2 separate regions of the Mus musculus genome follow, and region 2 is linked to region 1. Evidence: chromatin loops called from intact Hi-C (ENCODE). Cell type or tissue: left cerebral cortex. All regions are shown on one strand. Each heading gives the region's core, and the rest is flanking DNA. Links, peaks and the distances in the headings are about the cores only.

Region 1 (7,817 bases), core at 1,826-4,325:
TGAATTCAGCAAGCAAACCTAGATTAGACTGAGGCCAGGGTTCTCTGAATACCACTGACAAGCCTTGAGAACCAGGCAGGTCACTGCTGTCTTGGAATTGGATTTCTTTTATTTTCTTTTGTTAAGGCTTTTTCCCCGAGGTTTTTATTATGTGTAGGTATGTGTGTCTATGTGTGGGTGCAGTTGAGCACAGATGACTTGTGGGAACCAGAGGTGTCAGATCCTCTGGAGCTAGAGTTACAGATGGTTGTGAGCTACCTGGTGTGGGTGCTAAGCACTGATCCAGGTCTCTGGAAGAGCAGCCAGGTGTTCCTGGTCTAGTCGGTGGGCTTCTTAACTGTGCATGGGAGAAGCCTGCCCTAGGTTGCCCACAGGGCTTTGGTTAGCATCTTGTTTGATGGTCTAAGAAAGAATTTGCTGTTAACTATTCTATCAGTGTAAGCTACTTGGACACATTTGCCTGTGTTAAAACATGACTTCTGTACCTTCAGTTCCATAGGATAAAGACAACCGGAAGGGTTCCAAGGACCTTGGTGCAGGCTGGGAGGTGGGAATGAGCACTTTGGGGACAAGAGTCCTGTTTGGTCATCAGGTGTGACCCAAAGTCAAGTCTTTTCTGCAAGGATAGAAATCTAACGTCGTTCCAGAGAGGGAAGGACGTTAGGTCATCTACAACACGAAGAGATAAAAACGAGAGGAAGAGCAGAACCAGGCTCCATTAAGGGAAGAGATGGACAGCAAACGGCAGTTTGCCGACTACAGGATACTGTGGATTTTAATAACGTGGACATGAAAGAAGATTTTGTTTGCTCACAGGGAGGGGTCCTGCTCTTGCTTTAACAAAGCTCAATGTGTGTCCATTTTAAAGTTATCACCTGAACAGCTTTTTTTTTTTTTAACTATAGATAAGGTTAATTATTGGTAAACACTATTGCTTCATGACTTCAACAGATTACATCTTGAGACAAGAAGGTATAAGAGCTGCAGGACTCTAACGTAGGCCCACTCAAGCTGAAGAAGGCAGGGTTCTCGGAGTGTTGCTTCCAATCAGGTAATCTTCGCCGTAGCAGGGACAGGGGGCTTTCTGTGAACGCCTGTTATTCTCTGCTAGCTACCCAGTGGGTCAGAAACGACAAATCACAGCGTCATCGCTCCTGCTGGGGAGTTTGTTACAGTAATGTTTGATTTAAATTGTTAATTTTTACAAAATCATCATTATTAATGGATGTGCGGGGATGCACCCTTGCGTGCATGCGTGCGTGCGTGCGTGGCGAGCTTTGTGGAGTCAGTGCACTGTGAGCACTGTGAGCTCATCTTCACGTGGGTCCCAGGGATGGAACTCAGGTAAGTCATCCGGCTTGCACAGCAAGCCCCTTTACCTTCTGAGCCCTTTGCTTAGCCCTGGGTTCTGTGTTTTCTTGCTGCTCTGTTGAAAGAGAGTTAGTTGGCTTTGGCGTCCAGCAGTAGTGGGTTCCGTGGTGGTGTGAAACTGGTCGCTGTGAAACTTAGGGACCGTCACAGAAGAATCTCTCTCAATGGATGTCAGTTTGTTTGACCCTAAAGCGGTTCTGTTACTGACACTTGTCAGTGCAGTCTGATTGTGGAGGTCAAACGAGATGTTAGGGCCTCACCAGATGTTTAAGACTCATTCAGAGTAAGGGAAGAAATGCGGACCTCCTTCCTCCAGTCAGTCAGGCCTATAGTTGAGCCGCGCCATTGGCATTTCAAAGGACTTTGAAATCCCAGGGTACATTTGAAAGAACTCCTCAGCAAAAATAAATAAATAAATAAGTCAAGGTTCATATGATAATTTAAAAAACAATAAAAAAGCAAAGAAAAAGAAGGGGTGCCCCCTCTGTGAATGTCAGACCAAAGTGCTCACAGGGCTGCAGATTAGAGTTTCCAGAAGTCTCCATTTTAGTTACATCGGCCCTCCTAAGCCATCAATTATTTGATATTTTATTATTATTCTTTTATCATAAAGCATTGTTAAATAAGAACTCAATGAATTCTTCATTTATCATAGTTTTGTTTTTTGGAGATTTTTTGTTTGTTTTGTTTTTTGAAAACAACTATTGCTTAGAATTGTAGGAAAGCATAATTAAGAATGGAAGGGTGTGTGGGTGACTACACTAACCTAATACCACAGTGGTGGTTAATGTTTCTCATAGAAATTCCAAAGATTATAAAGGAGAGCATGCATAGGACAAAGGCATTTTAAAAACCTGAACATGACTTCTGTGAAGAGATCCAGCGAGGCCCAGAGCTCAGCACTTGGCAAAGGGGCAGGGACTACTTCGAGGAAGCAAACAGAAGTGGAGCTTTTGGGTGTCATGTTGAACCCCTACAGCTGTTGTTTGTCCCCCTTCAGAGTGGAAAAAAAATCATAAATGAGAGAAAATATGAACTGAGATACACTGTTAGTAACTTCACTAGGAGGTATAAATATACAAAAAGCAGTCTCACAAATCATCAAAAAGAAAAAATCCAACATGTAGAAAAATGTACGAAGCTATGAACTGATAAATCACAAACGAAATGTTAAAAAGTGTATCATTTTTATTTATATAATTTACAAGTAGATAAAAATTATATCACTTATGCTCCATTTTGTTGGTAGCTTTTAAATAGGGGCAAAAATGTCTTTTTAAATACCAAACTGAGTAAAAAGCACTTTCTGACAAACTTTAGCATCATGGAGTAGGAGGGCAGCAGTCTTGAGTTCCCACGAAGGAGTGAGCAGGCAAGCCTGCCAGGAGACAGCGGCCTTCCTCTGCAAACGCAGCAGAACACGTGGGTTCACACCAAACAGAAGAGAAAGCAGGCAAAGAGCCTGGCTGCAAGAACGTTCTTTGTAGCCGGCTTGGTACCAGGCAGGGTGACTCTAGGCTCTGCAGGCTCTTGCCCAAACTGCTTGTCTCTGGGAGATGAATCACTTCTTATCTCCTGGTCTGTGTTGATGTTTTAATGACTTATAAGTTTTTTGATAATGAAAGAGGAGACCAGCAAAGATTCTTTTTTTTTTTCCTTTTCTTTGTTTTAAGTGATGTAACCAAGGTTTAAGAGTCAGAGCTGGTGACATGAGCTAATGACTCCCAGTCCCTCTAAACCCAATGCTTTCTTATCTGTAACTGTATTGGAGCCATCTGTTTACCTTCAACATTAAAAAAAAAAAAAAAAAATCCCAGTGTTGGAATCCCTTTCTTTCATTTACTGGACTTGAGGAGGCCTAGTATCCCCTGTGAGAAAACGTGCCCAGGTCGCCCTCTGCTGACTGTCCTGGAGACAACTCGGGAACTCTGGGTAGTTCAGGAACTGCTCAACACTTCTGCCCCTGTCCTTAGGACTCTGGCATTGGTCCAGAGGGCTTGCAGGGAAAAATAAAATTCCACAATGTCTGCAATCCCTACATTAAACTTGAGATTATCTTCATTGTAAAATGCTAATCTACCTGACAGTATTTTGACGTGGTAGCTAAATCCCAGCATCTTTCTCACTGCTCCAGATTGCAGGTCTAGGAGAATCCAGAAAAAAGAGAAGAAAAGAAAAGAAAAAAACTGGAACGGGCTCTGAGGGCCTTGAAATCAAAGCATTGAAGTATCATCTCCATCGAAAGAGGAAGATGGCTTCCAAAGGCGTGCGGCTACTCTTACTGCTGAGCTGGGTAGCTGGCCCCGAAGTCCTGAGCGGTAAGTTCAGTCAGTTATTGGAAGGCAGCCACAGGTAGTAAGTACACAGTGCACATAGTATGCCATCCACTCACCTGCCCAGGCATTCCAGGAAAGCATATCAAGATGAGAATGCAAAATCAGGTGGCCGTCAGAGAAGAGCCAGTCTGAGACGGTTGGAAGCCACCCTTAAGTCAAGGGTTGCAGAATAAAGATTTTGAGTTTGTTGTGAGCGATAGAGAGCCTGTTTCAAGAAGCCAACAGGCCTCAGGCTGTCTGTAGCTCATAGCTATAATCACAATGTCCAACCATTTATGCACTGTTCTCGTGTTTGAGCATATTACAAAGTCCTGTTTACCAGGGACCTGCAAAGCTAGTTAGAGAGATGACTATTGTACACTCATAGCACAAGGACAGGGAGCGTGCCAGGGACACTGTGGAATCTGCAGCAGAGAAAGGAGGATGAAGAAGGTTTGAGTGTGTTGAGGAGAACCACCACGGACTATCCGGGATGGAAAGAGATGCAATGTGGGGTCCTCTGATATAAATGCTCCGTTGAATCTGAGAATGACAAAAGTCACACTGATGCCCAGCTCCTAGCTTGGTCATCTCCCACAGTACCCCACAACCTCACTGGGAGTTGGAGGAGGCAGGACCTCTGAGAAACAAGAGTTGCTTGTTTGAGCATTAGTTCTGTCGAGGGAAGAGGCCACTAAAAAGATCTGCTGAGGCCTAGAAGTTCTCGAATGGACTTTGCCAAGGGGATGAATGAATGCAAGGAAGTGTGGGGAGAGGTGGAGCTTTTGGGGCATCGGTTGAAGGCTGTGTTTTTGCCGTGGCCTACCCTCCACGTGGCCTTGTATGATACTCTGCCCCTGACTCCACACTTGTCTCAGCTACCAGCTCTCTGTGTCTGATTTCTCAGGACCCAGGGAATTCAGCCACTGCCCCTGCACCCTGCAAGAATGCAGAGAACACTGGAAACTGTCCCCAGTCCCTGCTGCCTTACAGCCGTGTCTGTATGCTCCTTGGGGGCTGCCCTGACCTCTGGCTTCCTTTAAGAGCTTGACACTGACCCTGGCTATCTTCTGGAGAATGAGATAAGACTTCCCAACCTCTTCCCAGGACTTCACTAATCTCCTTGGGTCTCTCCCCAGGAGGAGACTAGAGCCAAAACATATAGCACGGGTCCTTCCATGGCTCTTTTCCAGACAGATCTTCCTCCCAGCTGTAGAAAACCTTTTTGTTTATTGCTGCATTCATGAGAACTGTGCTTAGGACAGATCCCATATATATATATTTGCACAAAAGCTTGTGGAAAAAAAAAGTCTAATCTTGCATTTAAAGTAGATGTGGAGAGCTTAGAAACTGATTTTTTTTCTTTCAACGGAGGCTGATGGCCAACATCATAGCTCTGTTGTCTGAGCAATGGCTCCTTGCCCTGGCCTGTGGGGCTCAATGAAGAGAAACAGAGAGACATTTAGACACAATGAAAACTGCACTGGCTAATATTTTTCAGAAATACTCCACCTTGTTATCATAACAATGGTGCTGGTTTCTCACAGCTACAATTCTAGCTGAGTCTGGTTCTGCATGTCTGGAATTTTGGCTACTCAGGAGAACAGTGCAGCATGACCTCAGAGCCCTGACCTGCCTGGGCGACACAGAGTTCAAGGCCAGTCTTGGAAGCTTAAACAGGCTCTGCTTCAGGTTTAAAAGAGAAAAGAAGAGAAAAGAAAAGAAAAGGAAAGGAAAAGGAAAAGAAAAGAAGCCTAGGGCTAGCCTGTAGATCTACAGCTCTGTGGCAGGACTTTCCCACCATGCACCAGACCAGTCCCCAGTATCACACAAGAAAGCTATAGTTCTAACCAGCTGTCATTTATTTAGCAATTATTTTGTGCTAGGCGGCGTGCTAACCACTGTGTTTGCATTAGGTATGCATTATCCCACCAGCTCTCCAGGCAACCCTGTGGGGAAAGTGTACATCAGTTCACTGTGCAGACAAGAAGTCAGAGTTGTACGAAGGTTAGGAGATTAGAAAGACCACTAAAGATAGAGAGCCTGGTGCGAGGACCTGTCTCTTGTCACCCCATGTGCAGCAATGAGGAGACTTGGCACCTGTGGCAGAGATGTGAAAAGACTCTAGGCTGCTGAGAACGCAGCGGCTCCTCAGAAGTCCCACTCCACTCCTGTCTCGTGGCCTTAACAGGTTTTCTTGTCCGTACCACGAGTGCCCATTCCCATCTGTCTGAGACAGTCTGGCTATTAAGTAGGACAGCCCGAATAAATATGAGTGGCTTGCAGGTTTTTGTTTTTTAAACATAGCTTGAGCATGACTAAGCCGGCTAGAGTCCCAACTCAGAGCCACACTGTCTAGACCATAGCTTCTCTTTTTCTTATTTGCTGTGGGAGTGTGAGGCGCAACAACTTCTTTCTGCCTCGTTTCCTCATCTGGGACGTGGTGGCAATATCAGGAACTATATAATGGGGGTGAGGGTGGGTTCTAGAGTATAAACTGCCCAGAGAAGGACCTGGTACCAAGGAATGCTGGGTAAACCCGAGGCACAACGGCGCATGGCCTCAGTTGGAAGCATTTCTAAGTGTTCCCACCAGGGGGCGCATGTCGGTAGCTGCAACAATGCAAGGCTAAGGTGAGAAAGAACGATGGAGAAAAGCAGAGGGGAGGAAAGAATCGAGGAGGAGCGCACAAAGGCACGGAGAAAAACAAAAGAGATAGGCGAATTGAAAATACGCCATGGGCTGAGGTCTTGGGTTGAATAAAAAAGAAAAAAATAAGTTGAATGTCAATATCTATCTGACTGTGGCTGCTGACCGGATACAACATGACCGCCACCGCTACCTCTTGCTCCTGCAGCGTTGCCCTTCCTGCTTTGAAGGATCGAATCCCGCCAAGCTACAAACCAAATAAACCCCTTTCTCCTCCAGCTGCATTTGTCAGGTATCTGGTCACAGCTGTGAGAAAAAGATGACCAATACGCGTTCCTTCCCATTTGTTAGCTCAGTGATTATCCTTCACTCACAGATCTGCTCACACACACAATAGAGCTAAATCTGTAAGAGCCTCGTGCTCCAGATCAGCTGGCACTGGTGCCTGGGAGATTGTAGCTAGAGAGGGCAAGAAGATGGAGCCAAGAAAGCACTTCAGTGCTAAGGAGCTGGCAGCAAGGCTCAGTTGGTAGAAGGTGTGCCTAGCTTGCATGAAAACCTGGCTTTGACCCTCCACTGTTTTGTAAAATCAAATGATGGCAATGCCTATACTCTCAGCACAAGGAGCCACAGGCAGGAGAGTCAGAGGTTCAAAGTCATCCTCAGCTACTTTGTGAGTTCAAGGCCAGTCTGGGCTGCATGAGACTTTGTTTCAAAGGAAAGAAAAGGGAGGGGGGAAAGAGAGAGATGGAGGGGGGAGTTGACAGGGAGGGAGGAAGAAAGAGAGAGAAGGGAGAAGAGAGAAGGGAGAGGGGAAAAGGGGAGAGGTAGATAGATAGAAAGAAAGGAAGAAAGGAAGAAAGAAAGAAAGAAAGAAAGAAAGAAAGGAAGGAAGGAAGGAAGGAAGAACACTAAGGAGCAGGGAACCTGTCTGAAATCAGTGTGAAAGCCCTGGAGATTTACAGGGAGCAAATGAAACAGAACAAAGAGTGCCACGCAGTCATCTGACTGGGAAAAGGTCAACACACTTAAACAGCTCTAGTCTGCCCACATCACCGTGGAAGACCTTTGCAGTGGTCTAGAGTGTAGGTGTGCAGCCACATTGTCACAGGGCTCGGATTGCTAGCCTGGTTGCCCCTTGGCCATCAGCCCCTCTTCACTTCTCCTCGTCTCTTCTTTATCAATTTCCAGTAAGAAACTGGAGCCTTCCTGAGTCACAGTCTCCTTTGCCACAAAGCCTTTCTCGTTCCTTTGGCCATGCTTGTCTTACAGATCCCCTATACTCAAACTTAGGGGCTTGCTGTTTCTGCACACATTCTGGTCCCCATGCCTCTGCCCAGCCCATTCCTTTTCTCTAAAAAGTCCTCTCTTCTCTCTATTGATGCACAGCCCACCCATCGTCACATTCTGCTAAGTTGCCGTTTGTCCCACCCCCTTCCAAAATGGCTCTTTCTCCTAATAATGCCCCCAACTCCCAGTTTA
Region 2 (7,817 bases), core at 1,834-4,333, 160 kb before region 1:
CTTTACCAGAGAGATCTGGGGCCATCCTGGAGCCCTTGGCCAAACATTGTAAAAACTTTAATATTCATTTAGATAGACAAAAGGTCACAACCGTTGGACACACATGGCTATGTACGTTTGCACACATGTTTTATATGTGACAGACTTGGATTGTGAGTGTTTACCCACACGTGTATACACTTGTGAATGCACCCATGCCCTCAGAGTCTCCCATAGAACCGTCCTGAAGGCTGCTGGGCAGTGCTGAGGAGAGTGTGGGTCCATCTGTAGTGGCTTTGCCCACATCTCTAGTCAGTGAAGCACCTTTCCAGAAATGATGTAGAATGTCTGTGGCATGGACCATGATAGTTCCTGCTGTAGACTGTCTTTGCTTACACTTGTGACCTTGGCCTTGGGCTCCATCTGGAAGCACAGATCAGCCTGGGCCGGTCAGCTCTGGCTTTGCTGTGCTTGCTGCTACTGCCCCACAAGTGTCTCTGCACTTCCCTTTGCCTTCGCTTTGGGCACAGTGGAGTGGTAAGTTCAGCGTGTCTGTTGGATGTTTAGTTTCTGTAGTATGAAAGGCCACAGACCACTATAAAGTCTCAGATAAGTTTTACTCCCAAGAATTGATCTTCCTCCCTCCCCCTGATAGGCAATGACTCTGTTTTTAAGAGGAGTAGTTAGGAACCATAATTATTTTGCAGATGTCTACTGTTTTAGGTATTTATTTATTTATTTATTTAGGTGTTGGCAACCAATCTGGAGTCTTGCTGTTGTCAAATGCTCTACCTCTGAGCTATGCTCCCAGTCTTTGTTTTTCTCTATACAGATGGTGTGGCATTGGGCTGTCTTTCTGAAATTAAGCATACTTCATAATAACTGCTTCTCAAGTGGCCTGGTTTCTATAACCCTGTTTTGTTTTTTGTTTTTGTTTTTGTTTTTGTTTTTTTTTTGTTTGTTTGTTTTGTTTTTCTCCTTCTCTTTCTTTTGCTCTGGTCTTGGGAGTTAAACCTAGGGACTCACACAGGGGACTCGAGGGTTCTACCAGCTGAGCATTATTATCTCTTGCAGAAATGGCCTTATTTGCAGTGAACAAGAGTTCACCTAAACTGTAAGCCTTTTGCCTTTATGATGTCAGTGGTGTCCTGCCCTCGAGCAAGTGTCAGCAAACTTCCTTAAAAATGCTAGATATCACATCTTTTAGGCCAAGAGTCAAGCTGACAGTTCTGTGTCACTTTATGCCCATTTAAAATGCCACCAGTGACAGTTCCTGAGCTGATGATCCAAACATAGATGGTGGAGTGTGCCAGCCCACCTTAGGGCTCAGGAGCCATTGGAAAGCTTCCTGTTTCCCCAGAAGTGCCAGATGCCAGAAAGCCACTGTTTCTGCTGTTTGTTCTTGATTTAATGTGCAATGATGTTCTTGAAGCAGAGGAGCTGAGATCACAACAGTGAACTACCCTTGATCCCTCTGCTGCCCGCTTTTGGTCGATGCCATCTCTGGCTGAGGTGATGTGTGCTAGTTACAGCCAGGGTTTCTACTAAATTAACGAGGAACATCATTCAAAGAAGTGAACACCACTCATTTTTCTTTGGCAATTAATTGTTCTCATTACCATCAAAGTAATAAATGTTAGTTGGTGTAAATGCCATAAAAGTTATCTTTTGTGTGGACAAGTTTTGGGGTTGGGTGTTGTGACAGTGGTGGTTTAATAGTCATGTTTGCTCTTAAGAGCATCTTGAGAGGCTTGCAGGTAAATCTGGCAGAGCTGGTGCTGCCTGGTGTCTGCTTCTGGGCACAGCAATGCAGTGTGAGCCTCTTACATGGGCACTGCAATCAATTTCTGTTGTATGTGACAGTCAGAGGGTTTATGTGCAGCAGATATGCACTCTGAAAGCTGAGTAACACACACACACACACACACACACACACACACACACACACACATATATATTAGGAAAATGTGATTTAAAGAAATCTATTCCATATGGGGTAGGGCAGCTTTGAATAGCCTTGGGTTTATGAAGGTTAAGAGGTAGGTGCTTTGTGTATCAAGAATCTTAATTAGCTTAAAGATCCTTTAGGTAAACAGCTCAACCCAGTGGTTCCCAAACTTCCAGTGTAATTGAAGTCTGGAGCCTTTAAGTTGTAAAGATTATGTGGACCCTTGCATCTTGCCCTTTGGCATCCGTTAAGAATTTGAACAGCTGAATGGCTTCCATATGCTAGTCACTGTGTTTGGCACATAGGGTATAGTAGAGAATAACTCTTGTCTATTAGAGAAGATAAATAATTGTAGTAAAGGTTAATGCACTGTGTCAGATTTATGGGAACATAAAGTGGGGATGTCCCTTCCAAACCTTCTCTTTCCCTTTCTCTCCTCCCTCTTCCCCTTTCTTCTCCTTCCTGTATCTTCCCCTCCTCTCCTTCTTTTGGGGGTGGGGACAGGGTCTTATTGCCTGAGCCTCTCGAGTGTGCTTACAGGCAGCATGAGGCTGCCAGCAGGAAATAACGTTTAGGCAGAGGCTTGGAGGAATTTTAGGGCATGGTTGTGACAGAGGGTGGAGAGAGTGGGGGCTTTGTGACTGACGTGTGCACAGGTCTGGCAGGAGGCGTGTTGGATTGTAGCATGTTCTTTGAGCTGGAGGAAGCTGAGCACAGAGAACGTACAGTGCATGAAGAAAAGCTACATTGAAACCGTTGTTTCAACACAATGCACCAGGTCAAAGTCTACAAGGAATTCAGGCATCTTCCCAGGGCTTGGGAATGATGCACAGTGCAGGAGCAAGGTCTGCCTCCATCAGCAGTAATATGGAAGTCACCCAGATAGACCGTTAGGTTAATCGTAACAGCATCTTATATACATTCAAATGTGGACCAGATAGAACTTAGTGGTGTAAGGAGTGCTTGTCAGGATTACAGCCCCTGGCATGCTGCTGCAACACAACACTTAGAGCACGCATCTCCTTCTCTCAGACAGTTTGTCTGTTATGGTGAAGGGTGTGATAAGAGCCGCTCTGTGATGTTTTAGTCACATTCTAATATTTTTCAGGGTTCAGGGCACATGGTAAAGGACTGATTATTTCTTCTGCTACATCAAGGACACAAGCCTCAGCACTGTCTGTGTGTCCCGGTTCCATCATTCAAGGCTGCTGAAGAGCCTGGGCACTCCGCTTGTTCTCAGAGCTCTGATGAATGCGCTGAGACTCTCTGCTGGAAGATAAGGGCGCTCACGACATTCCATTGTAAATAAAGCATGTGTTCCCATCTCCTCACTCCTTATACCAGCCTCCTACAGAGGGTCGAGTTGCTGTGAATGAGTGGGTCTGAGGTCGTGCCTCTTCAGCCTCTTCAGTCTGGATGTGTTAGCATCAGTGTGCTTGTTGCTTTATTCAGATGAGGGGGTGGAAAAACCTGAGCACCTGTGAACCAAGCGAGGTGGGGCTCCAGAAGACGAGCCCTGGCCTCCCGGCTCCCATGTCGGTTTTTTCCTGTGGGAAACTTTTAATTTGGAAGCATTCAGCTAATGTGGGAATCAAGATTAACATTTTCTGAAATACTTGTACAAGAAAGGCAGAAACGTGCTGTCCAGGAAGCAGATTTACATAGTAGAAAAAAATGCCTGCCTTGCAGGGTTTGGTAGTCTTTGTGTGTCAGATGTGAGTGTGTGTGTGTGTGTGTGTGAGAGAGAGAGAGAGAGAGAGAGAGAGAGAATGTGTGTGTGAGAGAGAGTGTGTGTCTCTCTGTGTGTGTGTGTGTGTGTGTGTGTGTGTGTGTGAGAGAGAGAGAGAGAAAGAGAGAGAGAGAGAGTGTGTGTGTGTCTGTGTGTAGGGTTGATTATATACAGGTCTTTGTTTCCTTTACATCAAACCAAGAAGGCCCTAGAAAGCATGTTTTACCACAAACAGCCTGTTTGGGGCTCCACTCTGCACACCAGCGCTTCCCCTTCTTACTAAGGAAGGTGTACTGTTTCTTTCTCTGGTTTTCTTTATTTCCCTTTCATTTCTGGAAGTAGCAGTGGGGAATGAGTGGGAGTGGGAACATGGGAAGATGCATGTGATATGATATGCAGCTTCCATTTTCTCTAATTACTAGGATGTTAACTAAGTCTGTGCTTAAAACAAAACAAAACAAACAAAAAACAAACCACAGCAACAACAAAACAGTCAGCAGTGAGCACAACCCATTTAGTTTCTTTTGCATAGAGTCACAGAGTTAAGAGGCTGAAGGTCTAGTGAGATGTGGGGCTGAAGTTCTTGAAATGAGGGCCATGTCAGGTTGCCCAGTGGCCTGGGCTATTGAGTACAGCAGGGGCATTTTAGGCTGGAGTCTGAATGCTTTGGGGCATCTAGATGTTTTCAGCCTGGCTTTGGGAAAGTTAAAAGGGAACTTTCACTGGTTACGCTAGCTTCGCCTGTTAGCAATTAATTTTATCTACTTTAACAGGGGAACAGGAACAGGGTAGGGGTGGGTGGCGGTGGCAGGAAACCTGGCTGGCATCATGGTCACAGGAAAGAACAGACTGATTTGGGGCCCTTCAAACTGTAGACCTTTGTTACTGACCAGTGTTTAATTTGGTTTGTGGGTTCTGTTAGCTCCCACCCCATTCACCTTAATGGCTGTCTCCGTCCTGGGCTCAGCAGAGGCTGGCTGCTGCTGTAGAGTGGAGGGCTGAGAGGCCCAGGGCAAGAAGAAAGTGGGCTGAAAGCTGCGTTCTGTTTAAAGAATTTTCTGCTGGAAACCAGCCCAGAGGGAGTCAAGAGGAGCTTTAATGAGGAGCAGCTGCGCTGCGATCAGCCCACAGGAGACATTTTCCCTCCATCCCACATTCTGCACAGGTTTTGAAAACTCAGGATTTTGAAATTGCTGTTGTGTGAAGAATGCCCCTCCCTCTTGCGTGTGGTGGGGCTTTTCTTTGTTGTTGTTTTTAATGACCAGATCCTCACCAAAAGTAAAAATAAAACTCCTAAAAACAAAACCAAAAGGGTTGCAGTAGAGCCTGGGCACAATTTGGGCTCACCCTGCTGCTGAACATTTGGTGGGGAAAGTGGGGGAGCAAGCCCTGGGGTTTAGTTGGAAGAGACGTTGTTTCCTTCTCAGACTTCACCCGTGTTGGAGCTGACAGAGCCTCTCACTGCTCTTGGCGTTTCTCTCGATGGGTGGCTATTCACGTGGGAAAGTTTTCTGCCCTGTATTACTGGGGAGACAGCTATTGCAGATAGACTATAGGTGGGAACTGCCATTCACGTCCCTGCCTCATGTCAAGAATGCAGGCCTGTGAGAGGCAGGGGCTGTTTCAGCGAGGGGGGCTGTACTGGAATCCTTTCGGATGGAATCTTTTCTACTGCGTTTCTCTCTTTCCTGCCTTCACCCTGTTCCACCATGTGCATGTGAAATGAACAGTAGGTTCTTTTGTGTCATCAACAGTAGACTTTTAAGAACTAGGTAATGGATGTAGCCGTGGGGACCAGGCAGCAAGCACCTGCCTGTGTCTGTGGCCTTGCCTGCTGTGCTCATCTCTAAGGACAGAATAAGACCCGTGGCTGCCTGGTTCTGCTGTCTTTTACTTAGCATAATATTTCCAGTGTTGTAGGATGTGACAGGAGTCTATCTCTTTTCACAGACAAATAATATTTTATTGTGTGGATATAATGGCTTTTATTTCTCTACTCATCAGATGGTGGGCATTCGGGCTATTTCTACCTTCAGCTATTATGAGTCATGCTGGCATGGACATATGGACGAACTTTTTTTTTTTTTAATGAAGAGTGCTAGTATGAACATATACTTTTAGTTACTGTGGTGTGTGTGTGGGGGGGTGGGGGGGGCAGAATTTTAGAGAAAGATGTATCTTATAATGGAAAGACCAAAGAATGTTAAAGCAGCAAGCCAGTAGTTTTACTTAAAAAGTACATTTGCTACATAGTGTTCTCAGTGCTGTGATGATGTGAAGACCCCAGGAGGGCAGGCACTCATACTGAGTCTGTGTCAAAGAGAGGGGGCCAGTGCTGTGCTCCCGAATCCATGGTGAGCCAGCTCTGCAGTCCAGGCGGCTGGTTCTGGGGCACAGGCTCAGCAGCACCAAGTGACCACTTAGTAATGGAAGTGTAGTCAACATAGTAAAGGCCTGCCACGGGCGTGTGTTGGTGCAAGCAGGGCCTGGTGATTGCCTCTTCGGAATATTTTAGAAATGCTTATGGCATTCGATAGAAATCACCTTAAGGTGCCTTAAGGTTCTGCTATTCAGGGATGCGTGGAGGTGGGAAAAGAGCCAGTAACAAGATGTCTGGCCTGAGGCTTTAAAGATGATCTGAATTGCTATCAAGAGGGAAACTGTGAACATGAGTGATAAGCGTTACAGGAATTCGGTTAACAAGACTTGTCAGACACAGCAATTATATATAACTTCAAGGGATTAAATAAAAGTCGAATTATGACCCCTAGAAAATTGGAAGAGCTGAAGTTTCATGGAAAAATGATGTTTTCCTAATGTTTGTCTTTAAGTCATTGGCAGGACATAGTATGATAGGTGAATGGTTTAGAAAGCTAAACTGGTGCCCTAGAGTGGTGTCCTTTGGCATCTTTTGTGTTTAAATCATTGTAAAATGACAAACATTAAATGTATAGTAGAGAGAAGAGCAGTGTGGCCCAGAGTTGAATTGAAAATGACCATGATGGAAGAGGAAAGAGGTAGACTAACTTTGCCAGGTCTTGTGAGAGACATGGTCACATTCCAGATGGTGCGGGAAGTGACCCGCACAGCTTCCAGTGGGAATGGGGACTCACTTATAGTGAGCAGAGAAGTGTCAGCTAAGCCTGACCAAGTCGGAACTCTCAGAAGGTGATCATGGAGCCTGCTGGGCTGCAGGCTGTGTTCTGAGAACTGCGGACGGTGTGGATGGAGAGAAAGAGGACTGTCTGCCCAGCGTCCGAGAAGCCTGTTTGTGCACAGGATGCCTCCATAGAAGGAAAGGGCAGAGGGACTTAGTTGAAAAGGTAAGTTAGAAGAGACCTGCATATATTTTAAGCTAAACACAAAGACACAGAGGAATGGTAAACTCAGGACATTTTAATTAGGAAATTGGATCTTCACCAATAAGAAAGTCTAGTTTCATATAAAGCGAGGTGGTTCTGCCCATGGGCTTTAGAGGCCTCTTTTTTTTGTTTGTTTCCATTTTATTTGATGTTTCCAAACGTAAAAAAGAAAGTCAAGATTCTTACAATTCTTACAACAGTTCGAATACAACCCTCTCAGATGAGACCATGCAAAGCAATTCTTGTACACATACCCTTTTCTCTCCTTCACCTTTGCTGCTTCATACGGTGTGACTGACAACTGGATGGCTTGTCCTTGGTGGGAAAATGCCATTTCTTTACACCACCACCCAACAATTTCTACTTTTCTGCAAGTCAATTTTTAACAAGTTACTTTGCTGTTTTCTTTTAAACATTAGGAGGCACATGGAACTGCTGTGTGTCATCCCAAGGATTCTGGAGAACCCTGACCCTGCACCTCGACTAAGGGCTTCATGTCCTTGCCAGCTTGCAGCTTCCCTCCGTCGTTACTCCTTATGCCCTTAGGTGTGGCAGTACAGGGTCCCTTGCCGCTCCTTGGCTAAGCTAGGGTTGCTTCCATCCTTAGGACCTTGGTGCTTGGTGCTCTGTGTCCCTTTGCCTCACACACTTTCCCCTCAGTCAGCAGCCTCGGGTAAAAGGTACATTAGGCAGAAGGAAAGCTAAATCAGGAAGTGGTGTGGGGCTGGAGCAATGTCTCAGTAGCTGAGAGCACAGGCTGCATTTGTCATGGACCTGGGCTATTCCCTAGCACCCACAG

What was found. Hi-C counts contacts between places; a loop is a spot of excess contacts. Peaks named below come from ENCODE experiments on the same cell type or tissue, not always from the same donor. Only the 100,000 strongest peaks of a DNase experiment are listed, where the experiment ranks them.
Region 2: a loop joins it to region 1, with 2.4 times the contacts of the local background. A loop is called at or near these places in 4 of 42 quality-filtered maps.

What each region holds. Positions count from the first base shown.
Region 1 is chr3:98,221,152-98,228,968 of GRCm38, forward strand. It overlaps Reg4 (regenerating islet-derived family, member 4), which reads left to right and starts at 1,005. Exons shown (of 6, transcript NM_026328.2): 1 at 1,005-1,051; 2 at 3,506-3,689. The coding sequence starts at 3,623. In left cerebral cortex, for the core only: a CTCF peak has its summit at 3,276 (motif pointing left); DNase peaks (open chromatin) are centred at 2,782, 3,275 and 3,641.
Region 2 is chr3:98,058,888-98,066,704 of GRCm38, forward strand. The region is part of intron 2 of Notch2 (notch 2); the gene reads left to right. Among named protein-coding and RNA genes, the nearest start is that of Gm40103, 37 kb to the left of the region's middle. In left cerebral cortex, for the core only: no CTCF peak of the experiment used is centred there; DNase peaks (open chromatin) are centred at 3,205 and 3,421; H3K27ac peaks cover 1,034 bases.